Linked DNA regions of Homo sapiens: region 1 is linked to region 2. A link is a loop called in an ENCODE intact Hi-C map of the cell type or tissue named here. Cell type or tissue: B cell. All regions are shown on one strand. Each heading gives the region's core, and the rest is flanking DNA. Links, peaks and the distances in the headings are about the cores only.

What was found. A loop is a pair of places that touch in the nucleus more often than their neighbours do. Peaks named below come from ENCODE experiments on the same cell type or tissue, not always from the same donor. Only the 100,000 strongest peaks of a DNase experiment are listed, where the experiment ranks them.
Region 1: it touches region 2 in a loop (33-fold over the local background); 56 of 110 quality-filtered maps call a loop at or near these places.

The regions. Positions count from the first base shown.
Region 1 is chr10:84,202,371-84,212,726 of GRCh38, reverse strand. CDHR1 (cadherin related family member 1) reads right to left here. Exons shown (of 17, transcript NM_033100.4): 8 at 9,604-9,747; 9 at 8,122-8,200; 10 at 6,800-6,900; 11 at 4,350-4,553; 12 at 3,846-3,998; 13 at 1,562-1,726; 14 at 1,012-1,079; 15 at 320-548. Among named protein-coding and RNA genes, the nearest start is that of CDHR1, 13 kb to the right of the region's middle. RefSeq lists enhancers at 8,434-8,934, 8,935-9,435. In B cell, for the core only: CTCF peaks have their summits at 6,749 and 6,948; a DNase peak (open chromatin) is centred at 6,956; H3K27me3 peaks cover 328 bases.
Region 2 is chr10:84,142,221-84,155,336 of GRCh38, reverse strand. GHITM (growth hormone inducible transmembrane protein) reads right to left here. Exons shown (of 9, transcript NM_014394.3): 3 at 12,583-12,682; 4 at 11,231-11,342; 5 at 10,321-10,462; 6 at 6,499-6,607; 7 at 5,094-5,282; 8 at 4,457-4,628; 9 at 1,769-3,073. The coding sequence ends at 2,989. Among named protein-coding and RNA genes, the nearest start is that of GHITM, 9.3 kb to the right of the region's middle. RefSeq lists an enhancer at 1-25. In B cell, for the core only: CTCF peaks have their summits at 6,929 and 7,128 (motif pointing left); a DNase peak (open chromatin) is centred at 7,146; H3K27ac peaks cover 283 bases.

The sequences.
Region 1 (10,356 bases), core at 2,142-10,141, 58 kb before region 2:
TTTTTGCCACATTGGCAAAATGACAAAGTGCGGTGAGAAAACCACTCTTTTGAAAAGCAGGCAGACCAGCTATGTGAAGGCAAGCCAAACACTTAACCCACCTGGCCTGTTTTTTTCATTTGTTGAATAGCAATATCTTCTTTCTCAGAGTTTAATTCTCTGTTGAGGTGGGGATGGGGATATACAAAATGTCTTAAAGTCCTTTGTCCATGGTGGGAAGCCAAAAAATTTTATCTTCAATGAAATTCTTATGCCTCAGTATCTCTTGGAGCTGCTGGACCCAGGCTTTTAGGGGAGCTCAGCTGCCTCCAAAACTTACCTCAATTTTCACTGGGGTCCCTAGCACCATCGTCTTCTTCTGAACGCTCTTTCCAAACTGAGGGGGGTGGTCATTGACATCCAGCAGTGTGATAAACACCTCAGCTACGCTGTACTTGCCTTCCATGTCCTCTGCCTTCACATAGAAGTTGTACCTGGCAGTGGCCTCAGCGTCCAGGCTAGCCCAGGGCTGGGTGTAGATAAGCCCAGTGGATGGGTGGATCAGGAAGCTGCCAGGCAGAGCACATAGGCATGGGTGTGCACGCATATACACATATGTGCATACATACACATGCCTGCAATAATGAGCTGCCTCCTGAAGCAGGAGTGAGGTGTCATGCAGCTCCTCCAAAGTGTCCTACCTGCTCCCTCCTATCCTTGCAATCTAAGTGAGGTAGATCCACATGTGGACTCACCCATCTATCACTATCCAGCTTAGCAACTCCAGTTATAGTCTTTCTCTCTTCCTATGGCCTGCCCCCTCCCCAGCCAGCCCTGCTTGCCTGGCTCCTGAGGTCCTGGGCCCTGAACTTCCTCACCCTCTGCTTCAGCTTTCCACTGCCTCTCTCCACTTCTCTTCACCCAGGCTCCTGTCCCTCCCAGGCCCCTCCTGCCTCTGCCACAGACCTCCTCCACCCTCAGCCTTCCAATCCCCTTGCCCAAGGCCCTGTCCTGGATTCTGGATCTACTTACAGGTCTGCCCCAGTCCCATAGGTGGAATATTTCACTTCGCCCCAGGGTCCTGTATCTGGATCCACAGCCTGGAAGAGAAAGAGCCCTGGGTGGCACGTGCCTCTTTGTCAGGGTATGTTGGCAGCTCCCATGCCCTGAGGGTTGCTTTCAACCACAAAGCAAGGGGATTTGGGGTTTGCCCAACTGGGGAGAAATTGGTGGAGAGACCTGCCCGGGATCCCTAGTTTTCCTCCAAGAAGTTTTAAGTATTGAAAGAGCCAAGAGATTTAGATCTGGAAAACACTCATCCCTCCTTTATAAATGAGGAAGAGGGGATGGGTCCCATGCCCTGTGATTGTTGTTTACACATATATCCTCATTACTGTCCTGTGAGGTGTTGTAATACCCATCATATGGATGAAGAAACTGAGGCTAAGAGAGGGCAAGTAGCTTGTCCAAGGACAGCTAATGAGTGTGGGTTCTGCCACTCAAACTGCAATGACCTTCCAGATTTGTCTGGCTTCACAAGGCCTCCTATCCCACCCAGTCCCTGGGCCAGTGCCCAACCCACTGTGACAGCCACCACGCTGGAGCCCCCTGGGGCGTTCTCAGGAATCCTGGCAACGTAGTAGAGGGAGTCGAACTTGGGGACATTGTCATTGGTGTCCAGGAGCTGGATCACAACATCCGCTGTGGAACTGAACTTCTCTGGGGTGTTCACTTCAACAGCCAGGAGCTGGGAAGGGGGGAAAATGGGGACTTGTCTGGGTAGGCACTCATGCTGCAGAGAGCCTTCCCACCTCATCTCCCCAGGACTGATGTGGCATCCATCTGCCGTGTCTCCCGATCTTCCTCGCAGCTGCCAACCAGCTATTCCTGTAAGGGTCACCTCTAAGGCCTGGCATCTTCCCCTACCCCGTCAATTGGCTTGTAATGCTAGCTTTCTTATCATTCCCATCTGTATTGGGGTCAGTTTATTTTGTTCCACTGAGCTGCATATCCTTTCCAGTTCCAATTGTCTTAACTATTCTTATAAGTTTATTAGCCCATATAAAAACCAGTTTAATTTTGTCAAGCCTTGTTGCCACCTGTCCAAAGGACATTCTAGGGAAGAGTTAATTGGGGGCATTAAATTCTTTTTTTAAAAAAATAAAAACAAACAAAAAAATAGGTCAGGCGCAGTGGCTCACACCTGTAATCCTAACACTTTGGGAGGCCAAGGCGGGTGGATCACCTGAGGTCGGGAGTTCGAGACCAGCCTGGCCAACATGGTGAAACCCCCATTTCTACTAAAAATACAAAAATTAGCCGGGTGTGATGATGTGTGTCTGTAATCCCAGCTACTCGGGAGGCTGAGGCACGAGAATCACTTAAACCTGGGAGGCAGAGTTTTCAGTGAGCCAATATTGTGCCACTGCACTCCAACCTGGGGGAAAGAGTGAGACTCTTGTCTCAAAACAAACAAATGAACAAAACCAAAAAACAAAAAAAACAAAAACAAAAACAAAAAAAACAAAAAAAACGAGTCTTGGCTCTATTTCCAGGCAGGAGTGCAGTGGTACTATCTCAGCTCACTGCAACGTCTGCCTCCCAGGCTCAAGCCATCCTCCCATCTCAGCCTTCCAAGTAGCTGAGACTACAGGCGTGCACCACAATGCCTGGCTAATTTTTGTAGTTTTTGTAAAGATGGGCTTTTGCCGTGTTGCCCAGGCTGATCTCAAACTCTTGGGCTCAAGCGATCTGTCCCCCTCGGCCTCCCAAAGTGCTGGAATTACAGGTGTGAGCCACCACGCCCAACCAAATTCTTTATTAACTTAAGGAGAGTTTGAACTTTTTAAACAAGGTATGCCTTTACATCTCTTTCTTTATGTCTCTTTGTGAAATTTAGCATTTTTCATCATTTGCATGATACATATTTCTTATGGTAATTCCTACAAATTTTATGTGTTGGTTGTTATTGTAAAAGATAATTTTTATCCCATATTTTCTTATTATTTTTTGTATGTAGGAAAACTACTGGATTTTGTGCATTAACTTTGTAATCAGCCATGTTGGCAATTTTGCTGAGTTTCTAAGAGTTTCTTTTTTTTTTTTTTTGTCTTTTCTCTCAGATTCTCTAAGCAAACAATCATCACCTGCAAATAATGACTGTCTTTTTTCCTCCTTTCTAAAGTTTGAACTTCTTACTTCCTTTCCTTATCCAGGAACAATGTTATTTCAGGAATTGTGTTAAATAGTAGTGGTGATAGCAGGCATCCATGCTTTGTTCCTAATTTCATGGATTGCTTTTATAATAGTATTTCACTTTTAAGCATGATGCAGGCTATAGGAGAGTATGTGTATATGTGTATAATTATAAATAAGATAATTTTAATAGTGTCAGTGAAGTATTTACTTTTCCTATTAACATATTATATATGTTCATATATGATATGCATTTTATAATACATTTATGATTTTACATAATTACAAATGATATCACAGAAGTATTTTTTTCCTCTTCAGCTAAGATTGTTATCAGAAGAGATGACAAATGTCAAGGCATATGATAAAACATCTATCTTGATAATAAAATAGTTTACTCAATCTATTAACATGGCAAATTATATTGGTAGTTTTCCTTTGATCCCACACCACCACCTGCATTCCTGGGGCTGGTTGTGGTGTGGAAGCCAGGAAGCTCAGTGAGGCTGGATCTGTGAGCAATCTGCAGGAGGGGCAGAGGGCTGGAGAAGAAAAGAGTAGGGCCAGGAAGGGCAGAGAGTGACAAGAGACCCCTCAGGAATGAACCAAGATGCTGGTATGAATTCCTGGGACCCTCCCATTCAGGGCAGTGAATTCAGGGCACCACCTACCTTGAAGGTTAATACTTTGGACTTTTCAAAGTCAATGGCAGCTGAGTTCTCCACAATGATTGTGACTTGGGCTTCATTCAGGACTGTCTGTGGAACCACTCGGAAGATGCCCCTGGGTCCCACCAGCTGCAAGTTGAATTTGGCATTGGCTCCCTAGAGAATTTGGAGAGTGGAAACAAGGAAGATGAATGATGATAGAAATTCATAATCATACTATATAGAAGTCTTCACGTGCCCTTAACCCTGGGAGATATTATTAAGAGAGTTTCTGCATCTGACTTTTCCTTGTGAATGGACTGTGAGTGCCTTTAGGCTAAGCAGATAGTCTTTGATTGGTTACTCTCCCTCCTCTCCCCCTTGGTTACAACTTCTTGTTTCATTCATTTTGTGGCCCACCTGGTCCCGGCTACATACGCAGAGCAGGTTGATGCAGACCCACTTAGCTTTGGGACCTTGGCTTCATACCGTTTGTGAGAAGGCAGAGCGGAGGGCAGGACCACACACCTGGTCGGAGTCATTGACGGTGATCTTGAGGCCCCGCAGGATCTCTCCCTGGGGTGGGTGCTCATTCATGGACAGCTCAAACCTGTTTTGGGGTCCGCTCTCTCCATAGAATGTTGGCGGGTGGTTGTTGAGGTCCACAATCCTGATGGTGACTGGGACGGTGGCCTGGGCAGCTGGGCTCCCCGCAGGGCTCATTTCAGTCACCTGGGATGGGGACAAGTGGCTATGGCTGTGTGGCAGGTGGACCCTTCATATGGTCCAGCTCCTACCTCCCCTGCAGAATGTATAATCCCCTCCGTTTGAGTGTGTCCTGGCTTAGCAACTTGGTTCTAACTGATAATATATGGCAAAGATGGCAAGCTATCACTTCATGATTACATGACAAGAGATTGTAACGTCTGTCTTGTGAACTCTCTCTCTTGCCGATTTTGATGAAGCAGGAAGCTACAGTTAACAGAGACTAATGGTGACCTCTAGCCAACAGCCAGCAAGGAGCTGAACCTCTTAGTCCAACAGCTCACAGAGAACTGAGTCTTGCCAATAATTGGGTGGGCATGGAAACCAACCCTTTCCCAGTCAAGCCTGCAGATGAGACCCCAGTCCTGGCTGACAATCTGATTGCAACCATGTGAGGGACCTGGAGACCGAAGACCCAGCCAAGCTGAGCCTGGAGTCCTGAACCACAGAAACTATGAGATATGAATGTGTATTGTTTTAAGCCACTAAGTTTGGGGTAATTAGTTATGCAGCTGATAACTAATACAGCCTACAAAGCCAGGGCAAAGATCCCATAGGTACCTTGTGAACCATGTGGCAGATATCCTATGAACCTCTTCAAGACCACCTTTCCCTTGTTCTGTAAGCATGCTCTGGTCTTTTGTATCCTAAAATAACCCTACCTGGACTCCACTCCTTGACACTTTCACTGCTATCCCTCTTGATTCTCATCCCACCCCTCATTCAGATTCTTCACCCTGACTTCCACACTGTATGTGGCACTGCTACTCTTTCTCCTTCCCAAGTGCTCTATTCCCACAGCAATGTGACTCTGCTCTCTACATCTTCTCCTCAACCTCTCTGATCCCTCCTGGGTTTCCTTTACCTGCCCCTCTCCTCCTCCTCACTCTCAGCCTCTTCACACAGCTCCCGCAGCTGTGCTTGGCCAATTGTCCTCTCTCTTCTTCTTCCTCTGGGTGCTTTTATTCCCTCCCATGCCTTCCACAGCTACCTGTAGGTTGACATTCTCTCCCACAATTCCAAACCTGTATGCCCAAGTTTTGATGTTTGAACTTGCATGTCCCTCGAGCCTTCAAATGCATCCTTCCTCACCTACTTCACTTGCCTGCTGTCCTGTACTCCTGACGGCACGGGACCACCTGGGCTTCATCTATCCCTCTCCCATCCCTTTCCCTCAAGATCAGGCAATTTCCTCATTCTGTGCAATCTGCCTCATGCATACTTTTCATTTTGTCCCTTTCTTCCATCCCACCTACCCTCAGCCCCACAGGCTGTCTTCCTCTGTTACTTTGGCCGATGGCTCTACCTCTCATCTAGTTCCCTCTGAACCCAAGTTGAGACCAGAGTTCTCAAATTCTGGCTGGGACTGGTACCAGAATTACCTGGGTGCTTATAATACGCAGATTCCTGGGTTTGCCCCAAACACACTGAATTCCTATGCCCGGGAGTGGATCCTGAAAATCTTGGTTGGCCCAAATCTCCAAATTTGGGAACTCCACTGGTCTGGTGAGCAGCCAGGTGAACTTTTCAAGTGGCTGTAATCCTGCTGAAAACCTTCCAATGGCTCCTTACTGCTCTTGGGTAGGACCAGCTACATAATTTGCAGGCCCAGCGAAAAATAAAAATATGGGATCCCTTGGTGAAATTATTAAGAATTCCAAGACAGCAAACAGCGAGCATTAAGCTTAGTGTGGGATCCTCCTAAGTATAGTCCTTGTGTGACTTCACAGGTCACATGCCCGGCTCTAGCGACAGATCCATACCTCCCATTCAGGACCTTTGCTCCTCTGGCCCCAGCCTGGGAGTCCAACGTTTCCTCCTTCTCCAGGCTGCCCATCTTTCTCTGCTCTGGCCTCAACTGACTCCTTGTTGTTCCCCCAATATATCAGTTCTCTCCCCTCCAGCCTGGGCTTGCTGCACTTTCCTGTCTTGGAATGCTTTCACTCCACCCCCACCCACCCAATGCCCGCCTCTGGCAGCATGCACCTGCAGGATCCCACCCATGCTCAGGCATTGCTGCTTCAGTTGCACCTCCTCTTGCCTTTCTGTGACTCCCTGTTTGTGAATTCATGTCTGGTGCAGGTGCTCTTTAGAACAACATCTAGCCCCCTCCCCAGACTATGGGCCCCAGGAAAAAGGGCCTGGGTGTCTTCACCTTTATAGACTTCCAGGGCCAAAGGTGGGCAGGGAAGACAAAGCTAGAGGGAGGGTACCTGTACATGCAGCTCATACACCTCTCTCTGGAGCTGGGCCGGGCTCTGAGTGATGGAGATGGCTCCAGATGTCTCATTAATTTCAAAGGCTCCATCGTTCCCTGTCAAGGGAGATGCACCCTGAAGTTCTGCACAGGACCACAGGGAGGCGCAGGGGAGTCGTGCCACAGGATCGTCCTGCATTGCCTAGGGAAGTCTTCATAGAATGGAATCCTGTCATCTGTGTCTTGTCAACATGGAAACAGTCTCAGAGGGGCTAAGTAACTTGTCTAAGGCTACACAGTTAGTGCAGATCTGGGACTTGAACTCACTTCTGTCCAGCTCCCACATTCCATACTGTGTCCCTTTTCTTATGCATAATACTATATGTGCATGTGTGCACGTGTGTGTGTGTGTGTGTGTGTGTGTGTGTGAAGAAAAGAGAAAGGAAGCAGGAGGACATACAGTGAGAGACGGACATGGAAGGGGAGGGGGGAAAGAAGGGACAGGAGGGAGGGAATAAAGAGAGGAGAGGGAGGGTGTGGAGTGGGACAGGCAGGAGATGGGGTGGGTGCTCAAGGACTGGGTAAAGGTTTGCAGTGGTGATGGGAAGGAAGGCAGCTGAGGTCCTGTGAGGCTGGGGAAAGGAGGCTGGCAGCCCACATGTGAGCTGCTGGAAAGTGAGTATGCACAGGCATGTCCTAGAGAAAGGCCGGGGCATATAGACATGCACACTTCTGGTACCAGGCACCAGATGCGATGCCCTGGCCTGGCCCAGGGACAGCTCATCTGGCTCAGTTGCTGCCCAGCTGTGGGAAGAGCACAGACTGTGGAGCTAGCAGGCTCAGGTTCAAATACAATGATGGAAACTTGGGATGCCTACTCAGCTTCTCTGAACTTCAGTTTTCTTGTCCATATATAGGGCTAGCACTAGGGAGATGCCATATCACCAATGCATTTGATTCATTTAATTCATCTATATGCTGTGGGATAACAATTAAAAAGAATGAGGAAAATACATAGCCACTTAAAAAGTGTGAGAAATGTTGCCACGCATTCCCATCAAGGAGCAAATACCCAGGGGGAGAGGAGCATGGGTTAGCACCTCCGTGTTGCTCTCAGCGCCCCTGCCCCATGCTCTCTTGGCTGTTGGATATCATGACAGGCAGGGACCGAAGCACACAACCCAGAGACTTGCTTGTCTTGGACACAGCCCTTCCTCTCCATACATCTTGTAATCCTGGTCCTACAGGTGAGGGAGCTGGAATCTAGAGAGGTTGAGGAACCTTGCTCTGGTCACCTAGAGAGTCAAAGCTGCAGCCCCCAAAGCTGCTCAGACTCACCATTTACAAGGCTGTAGAGAATTCGATTGGGTTTGCCCCGGTCTCCATCCATGGCGACCACCTTCAGTACCTCCGAGCCCTCGGGGAAACAGGAACAGCCGCTGCCTGATGGGCAATATGGGGACCCTCCCCTCCCCAAACAATGTCTCCATGATGAAAAGGAGGTGCTACCCCCACCTAGGAAAGGGTCAGGCCTCTACGTGGCGGTGGAGCATGGCCCTACTCTCCTCTGCAGGGGGATCGAAGCACCCACTGGCCTCCAGGGCTGGAGGGATAGCCTGAGCCCCTGCTTCTTTCTCACCAGTAGGGGTCAGTACCTGTGCTGCCCAGGGATTCTCAGGCCTCTTGCACCAACTCCTGGCCCACACACCACACTCAGCCCTTGCCTCTACTGCTCCCTAACCTCTAGCCTTACTTTCACTGCCCTCTCCATCTTTTGCTTTCATCCCACCCCAGAGGTGCATGAAGGAAGAGGTGGGAGAGAGGCCAGGCCTCAAATGCGAGGTCCCAGAATTAAGATTTTATCCTGTGGGCCTTTGGTGCTGCTGGAAGGGTTTGGGCGTAGGGCTGCCCCAACTATATAAGTCTTGCTTGACTTCTGCCTGTTGTCCCCTCTTAAGCCCCCCTACACAAGCCTTTCTCTCTGGTCAACTCCAGGCTACTTCTTAACCCAGCCCAGGTGCTGCCTCTTCCCTTGGAGCCTACCCTGAGCCCTGTCCCTCAGCACCACCTCCTCCCCTTAGCTCCTCAGTGGGATGGCCTGGGCCTACGCTGGCCCACCCTGCAGCCCCCATCCAGAGCAGTCCGGCATCTCTCTCCCTCACTCTGAGCCCGTCTCCACCACTGGGTCCTCAAAAAGTGTTTCATTTTGCTTTGTAAAGTCAATAATAGGCCGGGCGCGGTGGCTCACACCTGTAATCTCAGCACTTTCGGAGGCCAAGGCGGGTGGATCACCTGAGGTCAGGAGTTCCAGAACAGCCTGGCCAACATGGTGAAACCCCTTCTCCACTAAAAATACAAAAAATTAGCTGAGCATGGTGGTGTGCACCTGTAGTCCCAACTACTCAGGAAGCTGAGGCAGGAGAATTGCCTGAACCCAGGAGGTAGAGGTTGCAGTGAGCCCAGATCGCACCATTGCACTCCAGCCTGGCGACAAAGCGAGACTCCGTTTCCAAAAAAAAAAAGTCAAGAATAATCAGACAAACGCAAATTGAGAAAGCAATTCAATTGCACAGAGTTCTTAAGCTGTAGCCTAGCGAGGCCTGGCTCCAGCCTGGTCTCTGCCCATGGGGAGCTCATGGTCTAGTTGGGGGCAAAAGGGCCAGTTCATGGCCTGAGGCTGGGTGAGTCCAGAGCTGGCCTCTGTGTGAGGAGGGCAACCGGGACCAGACCAGCCATCTCCAGCAGGGGGTCCCTAAAATCACAAGGGTCAGGGCAGGAGGCATTTGGAGGGATCGCTGGCTGAGGGGGACAGCCACCCACCGGAAGGGTGTCCTCGTACACATAGCCATAGTAGGGTGTGCCCACGAAGACAGGGGCCATGTCCTGAACATCCTCCACATTGACCGTGACCGTGGTGGTGGCTGAGAACACCACATCAGCCCCATGAAGCCTCCCACCGCCATCCTGCAGAAGAATCGGAGGCCACAGGAGAGTGAAGACAAGTTGAGATGTGGAATTGGACAGAATCCGTGAAAACCTGGCTTCTGCCACCTATGGCTGTGAGGCCAGCTGTCCTCTCCAAGTTTCTGTTTGCTTCTGTGTCACCCGGAGATAATTCTTCTCTCACAGGAGTGTTGGGAATGTTAAAGTGCCACCATTCCTTTGCAAGTGGGGTTAGTTCTCTCTTCAGAGAAATCATATCAGATGAGTGGCAGGAGAGGGGGCATTCAGAGCTAAATTCCCCCTCCCAGCCAGAAACCAAGCCTCAAGCACCTCCTGAGGATCTACTCTGTGCTTGGCCTGTGCTGAGTGTCAGGGACCCACAACAGCAGGACTTGGGCCCCGCACTGAGCATCATAATGGAGATGTGCAACCAGCCCAGCCCGTGCAGCTATGGGCAGGCGAGGCTGACTCGGGCCTCCTGGTACAGGCTGCAGTGGGATGGCCTGTAAGCCAGGCTGTGACCAGCAGGGGCTTGCCTGCAAAAGAAAGTGCTGGGCCTAGAGGGGCTGCTAGGGTTTTGCGCTCTTTGTGGGGGAAGAAGCTTTGGTGGGCACCTGCTGGTTTCCAATG
Region 2 (13,116 bases), core at 2,817-10,816:
GCCCTCCCCCATCAAGCATCCATTGTATGAAATGCCCATACTACCTTTTTCTGTGTGCTTTACCTACTATGCTTACTCTTGAAAATTTCCTCCTGGGCCATCTTAGAAACTTATTATTCAGTCTGCATTTCCATTTTGCTTACCTTTCTGTGACACTCATCCAATGGCCTATGGCCGTGTTTACACGGATTTGATATGCTTTAGAAGGCAATTACTTTTATTCATCATTGTCTCCCCTGGGCCCAGCTAGCATGGCACCTGTTACATAAAAAATTCATGTTTTCTGACTGTTCAGTAGATGCCATTTTAAGCAACAACTCAAAGGGCCTTTTTTCTCGGGATTATTTTAAAACATGTTTCATTTATCCTCTAGTATTTCAGACGATGTCAGAAAATGAAAAATGGACATTTACTTTTTTACCTAAAGCCTATCACTTTGCAGGTCATTACTCTTCGCTGTGAATGAGGAAAAAAAAAAACAAAAACTCTGTGGTATGTTAAGAGCCAAGAAACTAGTGATTTTTTTCTATTACCATTTACAACTGGTATGTTTTACAAACGATCACATTTTATATATCAGCTTACCTTTTATATGTTATTTATTTATTTATCTTTTTGAGACGGAGTCTTGCTCTGTTGCCAGGCTGGAGTGCAGTGGCGCGATCTTGGCTCACAGCAACCTCCGCCTCCTTGTCTCAAGCGATTCTCCCGCCTCAGCCTCTCAAGTACCTGGGACTACAGATGCACACCACCATGCCCAGCTAATTTTTGTATTTTTAGTAGAGACAGGGTTTCACCATGTTGGCCAGGATGGTCTCCATCTCTTGACCTCATGATCTGCCTGCCTCGGCCTCCCAAAGTGCTGGGATTACAGGCGTGAGCCACCGCACCCGGCCACATTTTATATATTATTTTGCATAGCCTTCATTGTCTTAGCAAAGTCAGAAGAAGTCCAATAACATAATGTCATTAAATTAACAACAACGACAACAACAACAACAAAACAACCCAGGATGGGGGCAGTGGCTCAAGCTAGTAATGCCGACACTTAGGAAGGCCAAGGTGAGTGGATTGTTTGAATCCAATTTAAGACCAAACTGAACCCCTCTATTTAAAAAAAAAGTAAAACAGTAAAAAAATCCTTGGTTTTCTAGATAAACTGCCTGATACCATCACTGAAATGATATCATTTTGTGTGTGATATTAATTTAAAAAAGACATAAACTTTGGGTTCTAAAAGGTGACTAAGGAAAACAGGCACTTTAAGATCACACTGATATGGGTATCAGGATGGGGAGAAGAAAAATAGAAAATTGGCATTTACATTTTTACTAATAAAAAAAAGCATCAATAGCTAAGACTTATGTAATGCTTACTAAGTGCCTGCACGTTTAACCATAAACCTATAAGACAGGTTCCAATATATTCATTTTACAGGAGAGGAAACTGGGCACACAGAGGTTAAGTAATTTGCCCAAGGTCACATAAGAAATAAGAGTTGAGATTCAAATAGAGGTAGTCTAGCTACAAGTATCATGTACTTATCACACTGCACTATACTATACTGGCAAGAAACTAAGTTGCTTTCTTGAAGAAATCCCTATTCAAATGGCATGCATATGATTCACTTGGAAAAATTAGACTAATCAACATCTGGCTGAAACCTTTGTTTCAGAAATAAGCCTCCTATGTACTTTGAGATGATTAACAGTATTTCTGCATTACTGTAATAAACATTTGTCAAAAAGAGCAATCACCTCAGTCATCATACAGACTTCTTTCCCTTCATTAAAGACTTCTAAATATAACTCTTCTGTATCAAAGAACTTACAAATGTCTCAAGAAAGTAATGGTGTAGCAGTGTAAGAGAAGTAAAAGTCTGCTAGGGGAAACTAATGAAGCATTTTCCTCATTACACTTTTGGGTTGATATATTTCATTAAGACAGAACTAGTTCTGTTTTGCTTTGCTTTTTAGTGCTTAGTCTGAGAGGCAATGCGAGAAACCAAAAGTCTTAGGAGAAAAACTGCTTTCATAATTTCCAGTGTAAGCCACAAAGAAGCTTTTCTATAAAGGCTTGAAAGCTTGAAGAGGTGACAAGAGCAAGCTGTATTCAATTAGACAGTTCAATAAATATGCAAAAATAAAAAAACACTTAGCAATCATGAGTATACTGTTTGTATTCTGGAAAAAGCAACATATTTCATGCTTTGAATATTTTCTCTTGAGAATAGTTTTAAAGTTATTTCCTTTTGTAACATTCAAAAGTAAAACACACATATATAATTCCATCAAGGATTCTCTGTATGATTAACATTCTGTACAAGTCAAACATGACCACATCTATATTGGAAAGAGAGCACTGAGAAGCAACAGCAGGAGAATGCATCACCTGTGCCTGTTTCAGGATGAACAGTTTTGTTAAGTTCAGCAGATGAATGTAACAATGACCACTTGTTTCCAAATACCCAGATGTTTCTTACTGGCTCCTCACTAATCAATAACACAAGTGCTAAGTTCTAAGTATTTAAAAAAACAAAAGACTGCAGGTGACTCCTTCTCTCTGGTCCCTTTACCAAAGCTCCAAATCACTTATGACATTAATTACAATATTCTGCACTCCAAAAAAATATGCAAACACAGGTTTGCTAAATTTTAGTTACTCAGTGAACCTACTAAATTTTAAAGTAGAAAAAAGACTTACATTCTCATGACACAAACTTTAGTTTTCACATTCACCAAAACATTTTAAAATCACTCAAACATGAGAATTGAAAATGTGTGTGCTTATTTGGGAGAGGATTACTGCATTTATTCTCCAGAAAAAAAGGCAGACCTGAGGCATCACATTACCGGAACATTTAAATATGATGACATGTTTCTTATCTTCTAAACTTCAACGAAAGCTGCTTGTACAAACTATTTAATGCATATCTGCCCCATTAAACAAGATATTTGATGTAGCAGAGAAGCCAGAAGCTGAGTCACTTCATTTCTTTCTGTTGCCTCCAGTTGCCAGCATAGTTGCAACTCGCATAAATATATTTAATGTATCCATGTAGATACTCAGCATCCTAGAAAAGAAAATTATGCCCATTATATATGATGCAATTCTAATAGTGATGTTGAATTCTTAATATAGAAAAGAAGAAAAATACTATTTGTCTTAGTGATATAAAATGGAAATTAAAAATAAGATGTTTAACTGCCAACTAATGAAGTACTAGACTAGAAAATAGTTAAGGTCTTCCTTTTGGCAGACTCATCTTTTAAATGTTAAAGAGCAGTTTAAAAAAATCATTATTTTATTCTCTGACACTCTGCATATATCAACTTGCAAAGAAAACTAGGTGGCAGACAATGAAATAATCAAAACAAGACCAAAGAAACACCTTTATAAAAACCTGTTAGACACAAGTCTAGCATTTTTTAATATAAAAGACCCACTTCACCCCTCTAAAGAAAACTTCTACAAATCTGTAAGCTTTACAGTACAGCAACTTTTTCTTCCCCCTAAACCATTACATTAAGTTTTATTTTTAGATAAAATCAAATTACTTTAAAAAAATGTGACAGACACAATGAAACTCAAGAAAATTGTTTAAATAAAATAACCCACTTTGGTCGACTCCAAGAAAAAAGAAAAAAACATAATAACAATTAATACCAACTAAAGTTGCATATCTCTGAAACTAGACTCTTTATACTGAAGAGTTTCTAATTTCTAGAAGTATAAAATAGGCTTTTCTATTAAAAATTCCATGTCAATTATATACATTTTCCAATAAATAATACTTGATTAATACATTTCTTCAGTTTTAAAGTCTGCAAAATACACTACCAAAAAAATTAACTGAGCAGTAAGAGCACATTATTTATTGCACCCTGACACTGGCTCACAAAAATAGACAAAATATTCTGATAATGGAATGAATACCTAAGTATTACACTAAGTTGCAATAAAATCAAGAGGTTTTTTTGGATAGTTTACTAAAGAGAGAACAGACAAAACTGCAACAGAAGTAAAACAGGAAATCTGACAAAGCCATTGGTGTGGTTTGAGCTGTGACCCTCCTCTGCCCCCCAACAAAATATAATGAAATCCTAATCCCTGGTACACAGGAAGAGCACCATGTGAAGATGGAGACAGAGACTGGAATGATCCATCTACAAGCCAAGGAATGTCAAGGACTGCCAGCAGTAACAAGAAGCTGAGAGGCAGGGAACAGATTTTCCCTCAGGGCCCTCAGAAGTACAACTCTGCTAACACCTTGATTTTAGATTTCTGGCCTCCAGAACTACAAGAGAATCAAGTTTTGTTTTAAGCCACCCAGTCTGCGATACTTTGTTAACAGTATCCCTAGAAAACTAATACAGCCATAAACCAAAACAGGTCAAATACACACAAGCATCCTTATGTGACAGAGTAACAGTGTTAAATAAAAAGCATTACTTACGAGTTAATGGGATCATATTTTTGAACTCCATACATTGGTGATACTTCTGCACGCTTGATTACTTTCTGGGTATCATACAGAAGGAACATGCTGAAAAGAACTAATCCACCGTACATTGCCACTGAGTAAAGAGTGGCACCAGCCACGGTGGTAGGTGGAAGAAACATAGATCCTGAAATCAAAATGCGAAAACAAGATTTTTTTTAAAAAAGGATTTCCGATAACTGAGTTTATGATTTATATTACTTAAAAAAAAATCTCCTTGGTATACTGTGTAGGTAAGACGACATCTGGGTACATGTACTGTCTAATCTTATTTGCATTAGTTCAAAATCCATGATACTCATTCCTCCAATGAGCCACTTGCCCATTTCACAGGAAGGTTCTTGCATCAGAGCAATATTCATGTTCTCCAGACCAACTTTCCCATTTTAGATGTGTTTGGTAAAGCCAGTAATAATGGTTGACCATGTTGCCATGATTTTTATATGATGTCAGGTAGTAAAATCCAGTCAAATTAGCATAAATCTTTAAAAAAACTTTTAAAATAAATGACTCAATCAATTAGGATATTGGAGTATTTCAGGTTACAGGAAACTATGCACCAAGAATTAAGTGTTAAAACACAGCAGCTTACCCAATGAGGACACAAAGACGAGACCCAGGCCCACTCCCAGGGGTGCACCCATGTTCAGAAACTTTTCACTGGGCGCACACATGGCCACAGTGGAGAGGCCTCCCACAATGCCAGCTGTGTACCATGCAGCTCTGATGAGAAGAGGACCCCCTAATATTGTCAGAGGAGCCACCACTGCACCCATCACACCTGGAGAAAGAGGAAGTGCTCATTAAGTATTTACTAAATAACAAGCAAAAGGAAAATATCACTTCTAACATGCCACTTTATATTATACCTTACTGTTTAAGCACTATGATTCAAAAAGTTCTGCCTTTAGATAATACTACCCCCACCAAATTCTACAGCCCAAATTGGTGACTACTCAAATTCTATATCACAACATTAACACTATTCCTAATCAATCACACTCACAAGCAAACACTAATCTACTTATTTAGTAACCATCAAATTCCATGTAGCTATTTGAATCTGAGCTTACCACTAGTTTCTACAACATTCATATAATAATTGAGATAAACAAGCTTAAAACAAATAACTCAAGGTCAAACCTACTGCTGTCAAAAGGGAAAGCATATGATGATAAACTTAAAATGTGGGAACTTCTAAGACAGACACTGCTGTTTCTTTATGTAATAAGGACTGCTAACAGCTTATAAATAAGTAATTTTAGTTGTCAGATATTTATAAACAATTTCGTAAAAAATTTACCAGTAATTCAACAAAGGTAAATGGAACTCCTTAATTGAAAAAAAACTTAGATAATGCATTATTTCAGTGCTAAGAAGAATAAGTTACCTTTTTCTTAAATGTCGTTTACCTCATAGACTAGGCACAAAGCTATCTTTATACTGAATTTTCAATACTAGCTTAAAGAATAACATTTCTAGATCAAGTTATATGGTTAATAAGGTATACTATCTCATGATGATGAATAATTTAAAAATACTTTTTGCTCTAGGCAAAACAGTGGGTGAAATTTCTACACAGAACACTTCTATTAGGACTCCTCTCAGTTTTTTGTTATTTCGCAGCAACATTTTTAGCACAACTTTCTCTATCCTCAGTTTTTAATTTTTCTAAACATACCAGACAAAAACAACTCTCAAATGATGCGTACTAGATATAAAACCCTCCTGGTATCGAACAAAATACACAAAAGTAAATCTCTGCATATACTAGACTGTCAGAAGATACAAGTTTCGTATTGAAGATGTCCATGGTCTTAGCAAAATCAACTTTTCAAAGCAAAGGTCTGGCAATAATGCAGCCAGTAATGACTGAAGAAAATGGTGTTTTCTAAACATGAGGCTTAAATTCCATGTAGGTCATTTACAACTGTGAAGAGCCACCCAAAAAAGGTGGTAGTCAAGGTTGTCTCGTAACAATTTAAAACAGAACATACCAGAATGTAGCAACCAAGCAAGATGCTTTGGGCCTGGGCTCTGGTCATATGGTATTGATCGTACCAGCATTCCAGCTCCAACCATGGCTGCAAAGGTCACACCAATTGTCTGAAAGACAAGTACTATTAAGAAAAACTGATCTTTATATGAAAACAAAGCAGAAACCCACAGGTTTGAAGTACAATTAGTTACTTCTAATAAACTAGTTGTAAAAATATTAAAGATAATAAATCAAAGCTTAAGGCCAGGCGTGGTGGCTCACGCCTGCAATCCCAGCACTTTGGGAGGCTGGGGCAGGTGGATCACCTGAGGTCAGAAGTTTGAGACCAGCCTGGCTAACTGGTGAAACCCTGTCTCTACTACAAATACAAAAATTAGCCAGGCGCAGTGGTGCGCGCCTGTAGTCCCAGCTACTTGGGAGGCTGAGTGAGGTGGGAAAATCACTTGAACCCGGGAGGTGGAGGTTGCAATGAGGCAAGATCGTGCCACTGCACTCTAGCCTGGGTGACAGAGCGAGACTCCATCTCAAAATAAAAAAATAAAAAATAAAAAATAAAAAATAAAAACTTTAATTTTTCTGGCACATTAAAAGCTCTGGGTTTATTTCAGAGTTTTGGCTAAGTTAGCACGAGTGCCCCCTACTGCCATATATGAGGTTTTGCAGACAGCTTCAAATGCATGTCTTAAGCTTGAACTGGCAACACATCTTTTAACAATTTTACTCTTGTTGGACAGAGGTGAAACAAAAACCCTTTAGGGATCCCAAGATAATTAACTCTTAATTAAAAAATATATTTTTGTATAGCACAAATAGCATTTTCTTTAAAATCAGTGATGCTTACAAATTAGTAATTTTTAAAAAAAATATATATAGCACATCACTTTGAACTCCATATTTGCTAAATGAAGACTTGAAAAATAGAAAGTAGATTATCACAGCACATGGAAAAGAAAAATGAGAAATAAGATTCTACACTTCTACCCTTCCAGGTTTATGGCTAATTTGGTCCTCATTCCTTTTCTTTGCCTATCTTAGATTTCCAGTGTTATAATTAAATATTGCTTGTGTATGACAAGAAGAATGTATTAACATGTAATGGAAATAAGATGGTGCTAATCTCCAAGAAATTTAAATCAGAGATTGCAAACTTGTAGCCCTTGGAATCAGGCCACAGATGTTTTGTTTGGCAAACTATGTTTAAAAAAACAAACAAAAAAAAAGAACATGGTGAATGGTTTTAGTTGAAAAGGTTAACTCTAGATGTCAGTAACCTCTAGATGTCAACAATCTCCTGTGTGACACACTAGGCCTCCTCACTCATCTGTATTATCTGTCTCACCTATGAACATCAAAATATTCAACCTCTAATATAAAGTACAGGTAAACCAAATAGCTGGTTTTGCCAAGAATGGGAAAACCTTAACATGAAAAAGCATACTGAGCTGGGTGTAGTGGTATGGACCTGTAATGTCAGTTACTTGGGTGGCTGAGGTGAAAGGACCACTTGAGCCTGGGAATTTAAGCCAAGCCTAGGCAAACATAGAGATCTAGTCTCTATTTTTAAAAAACATTAAAAAGAAAAGAAAAGCATATCGAGCTCCACTCCACCATTTTCTAACGAGAAATAATTACTACAAACTATTTCACACATCCTCTGTGGACAGCAGCAATTAAATTTTTTTAAGATCTTCTATGATCCAGTCTCACTCCAAACTCTGCATTCCAACCATACGGAACTGGCACAGCTGCCAACATGCCCCAAAATTTCAGGCCTCCTTAATTCAATCCATCATGCCTAAGAATATCTCCTTCCATATCTGGTCGACTTACTCTGGTACTGTCTCATCTCAAAAGCTTTTTCTAGTAGGTACCCTGGCTGCCCAAGAGCAAGATCAGATACCTCTCCTCAGATGCACTTGGGACAAACTTTGACATTATCTGTGTGTCTATGTGTGTGTTTGTATATATATGTCTGTCACACCCAAAAGGTTACATCTTCATCTCTGTAACACTTGTCTTTGGCTTTCCTATTTTCTGTATTACTAACAGTGGAAGAGGGTAATCTTTTGCCCAGAAGGGACTGAGGATATGGCCCAAACACAAAACTTCTTTGAAGCCTCATTTTAGGGCCTAAAATTTTAGGTAAATATTGTCATGTTTATTACAAAAGTATTGTTTTAAATTATTTGCTTCTGATTAAAACTGACATCCCCAGTGAAACATTCTGTGCCTTTGTGAACCTCTGGGCTGGGAGATTCATGACGTCTATGTGAAAAAGCATGATCCTAAGAATATATAAATATCCAAATGGCTGCTACTGTAAATGGTTATCCTTTAGTAAAGTACAACACAGTGAAAATAATATGGTTTTCGTCCCTATGTGGGGAATCAGTGTTACATGAACTCTCCTTCCCCTCCAGTATCACACTCTGCTCTAGTTCAGGTTCTTATCATCCCTCATTTCAGATCTTACAAAGGCACAGCTGGTACACCTGCTCCATGTCTCTTCCACATTGGTTCTAAAAACTCAAATATAAATCACGCTTTTGTTGTTCCAGTATCTCCAATGGCCTCCGACTGCTTAGGTTCTCTCCTCAGCTTGACAACTGTATCCTTTCTAACCACGTCTTCTTTACCCTCCAGACCTCAAACACTTGAATTTCCCTCTAATGGGATTGTAAGTCACCTCTGAAATTAGGTTTTCCTACCTCCTCTTCCCTTAAACTGTTTGGTAAAATTGGACCGCCCTTGTCTACTTAAAAAAATTTTTTTTTAATTTTTAAAATTTTCTATTTCTTTAAAAATTACAGACAGTGTCTCACTATGTTGCTCAGGTTGGTCTCAAATTCCTGGGCTCAAGCAATCTTCCTGCCTCAGCCTCCTAAAACGCTGAGATTACAGGTGTGAGCCACTGCACCTGGCCCTCTTGTCTACTTCTAAAATAAATGAGACATGTTAGCCTTCAACAACCCTGATGAAATAAATGTCTCCTTCACGGAACTTGCCTAACAGTCCAAGACAGAAACTCTCAACTGACTTTGCACTTTCTTATTGCGTATCTGTGCCACTTATTCCAGTTCATCTCTTCTACCAAATAGCAGGAGAATAGGGGACACATATTCAAATTCTCTTATCTAGCAAAATAACAAGGGCTCCAGAGAAACCGATTAAATATAAAATCTTCTATAAGGTCAAGAATCTTAGGAATAATAGTAGCAGCACTATTCTGCTCTTAACTGCATAGGCATTTCCCTCTGACTTCTAAGATGATTTTGCATTTGCTTTATTTTTTTAGTAAACTGCTACAAATTAGAGGCTGTCTGATATCTGCTGCTAGACAAAAATGTTGTCTCTGTAAGTTTGATTTCTAACTCCTCTGGTATTATTCGAATACATGTTTAATAAAGAATAATAGCTGACCTACCTAGAATGAACTTCCTACTTTTATCTCAGCTGCACTAATACAGGTTGAGTAACTCTCATCAGAAATGTCTGGGACCAGAAGTGTTTCAGACTTCAGATTTCGGACTATTTATCATTACACTTCATTGTTGTTAGGGTTCAGGATCCCTAATTCAAAAACCCAACATGTGAAATGCTACAATTTTCTTTGAGCATCATGTTGACACTACAAATGTTTTGGATTTTGGAGCATTTCTGGATTTTAAATTAGGGATGCTCAACCTGTAATTCATACATTATTTGAACAAAAACTTGTTCAATACAGTATTCTTTCCATTTAATAACCCTTCCCTCCAATATATTTTATCTAATCTTTTGATCTTTAGATGAAAAAGGAAAACAAAAACAGCTGACTTACCACCCAAGAGCCTCTCATCATGAAGTTCATGAGAACAGGCGTTCTGCTGATTGCTATGGCAGACAAAGCTGTTAAACCAATACTCCCTGCTAAGTACATATAGGTGGAATGAATTCTATCCTTGACATACTGAGGCCAAATTCTGTAAGAAACATGACATGATTAATCTATGAAATTACAGATTTGATTTCTGGTTGAGTCACACACTAGCTGGGCGACCTCGGGATAAATCATTTTACACTTTAAATCTTATTCACTTCATTTATCATGGAAATAATTATGATAATTATGCATACTTGGGAGTTACTGTAAGGACTAAATGAGATAAAACATACAAGCACATATAAAAAACAACATATTTTTGGCTGGGTGCGGTGGCTCATGCCTGTAATCCCAGCACTTTGGGAGGCTGAGGTGGGTGGATCACCTGAGGTCAGGAGATCGAGACCAGCCTGGCCAAAATGGTGAAACCCCGTCTCTACTAAAAATACAAAAAATAGCCGGGCATGGTGGCATGTGCCTGTAATCCCACCTACAGGAGCCTGAGGCAGGAGAATTGCCTGAACCCAGGAGGCGGAGGTTGCAGTGAGCCAAGATCGCGCCACTGCACCCCAGCCTGGGAGATAGAGCAAGACTCTCTCTCCAAAAAAACAAACAAACAAACAAACAAAAAACATATTTCATATTTTCTCTTTGCTTAAACACATATAACCTTGCTAAAAGATTTTTATTTAGATTTGAATAAATAAATGTCAAAGAAGCAAAAAGAGATTCTCTATTTGTGTGTATACACAAAGACTAGACACAAAACATTCCAAAGTGACTAAAGATAGGAATGAGAAGAAAATTTGAATTTTTGTTTTAAGGCTGGAGTTGTTTAGGAACAGTTTACTTAAAACAATTTACTTACACAGCCTTTTCAATAGCTCCAATCTCATTAGACAGTCCCAAGCCATAGTAGCACAATGCTCCAAGACCAACAGCAGCCCCTCCAGCAACAAACCATCTTCCCATCTGATCAACTGCAGAACACAGAAGGAAATGCAGGTTAGTACTGGCACATCTGGACAAAGCCTTTAAAATATTTATCAAGGGAATCAAATCATGTACCATATTTAATAGAAGCCATAATCAGTGCATATGGGGTACAGAAATTGCCTCAATGTTAGGTAACCAGTAGAAAAAAACACTCCTGAAACAAAGGTGTAAAAATCAGTACAAAAAAGAAAGGATCAGGCTTGGTGAATCTTCAACCTCCCTCCAACAATATTTGAGGGAGCAGTATACCTGTAGACGTGGAGCTACTTCTGTGATACCTATTATTTTACTAATAAGAGGTTGAAGTATATTCACATGACATTCATGGAAAGTAAAAAATGAGAAGGAAATGTTAACAGTCATACCATACTGCATGGTATTAACACAAATGATGCTTTACGTGGAAATCAAGAAAAAAGAGAAAATATAATCAGTGTTTATGCAGCAGAATCAAGTGAGAGGAGGCTCCCGTTTTAGGGTACTGAGAGGCAACTAATCAACTCTAACTCAATAGAGGTATTCATAAAGGGCATCTTATTCTTTTAGTCTAATTCGTTTACTAAGAATATTACTAGGCTGTCACTACATAATTTGCATGATTTGGTCTCTAGGGTCAAATCAGAAAGAAATGACCTGAAGGATACTGATTAGGGCTCTCTCCCACTGTAAAGACATTTTGCAAGATTATTAAGGAGCAGTGGTATTCTTTGAATAGCTTTAGGATGATTAACAATCTAGTTTCTGAACTTGCAAAGTTGATATCCAAACTGAACCAAACTGGCAATATATTAAAGTACTGCCCTCCTGAGGCCCTATGTGAGCAGTGAGTTAAAGGATTCTTCTTGGACAGCTAGGCTTTTATTAACATCTATGTGTTGGTGATTTATTCTTAATCTGAAACATACACAAATATTATATGCTTGAATGAGGATTCTACACACTTAAAATGAACTTTCTCAACAGAGTATACCTTTTGGACCATGGCATATTAATAATCCTTTTCTTTAAAAAAAAGGAAAGTAAAATTTCCACTGGAAGAAATATGATTGATAACCACTGAATCCAGTGCAAAGTACCAATCTTTTCTGGGTCGTCAGATCTCAGAATAATAATGTGGTCTTCCCAGAAAATGCACAAATACACATATATTTTTAGGAAGTTGTTCATGGACCTCTTAAAACATATCCATAGATTCTAGGTTAAAAACTAAAGATAGCCACCTACTTTTAAATATTTTTTCCATCGATGGTTCCAATGCTGCCTCTTTGAGTTCTTGGCCAGTTCTCCCACGCCGGATCCCAATTCTTGTTTTGGTGGCATATTCCTGACACACATGCAAACAAAGACACGTACCACCCACATGAAAACAGAACGTTAATAAAATAAAATGCAAGATCCCTTTACACTAGAAAACTCTAGTTAAAGAAACTTGGTACTTTCTATATACCTAACTTCACTATGGAAATTTATTAGCCAACTTAAAAAACTAAATGTAAAAATAAATAAATAAATGTAGACCTTCCCTGTGCTCCACCTTTGGAAGTTAGTAATTCATTATATTATTCTTAGTTTCAATTTCAGAAAAATTGTTTCTTTCACAAACTATAGATTTACATACCTAGAATTGTTATATTTTAAATCCTAACCAAATACCAGGGTGAGAATCTGTTAGCATTTTTAAGATATGCATTCTACAAGCATTATTAGCTATATTTTGTCATCTGGGATATGGACTCAAGAACAGCATCTTTCCTTAAC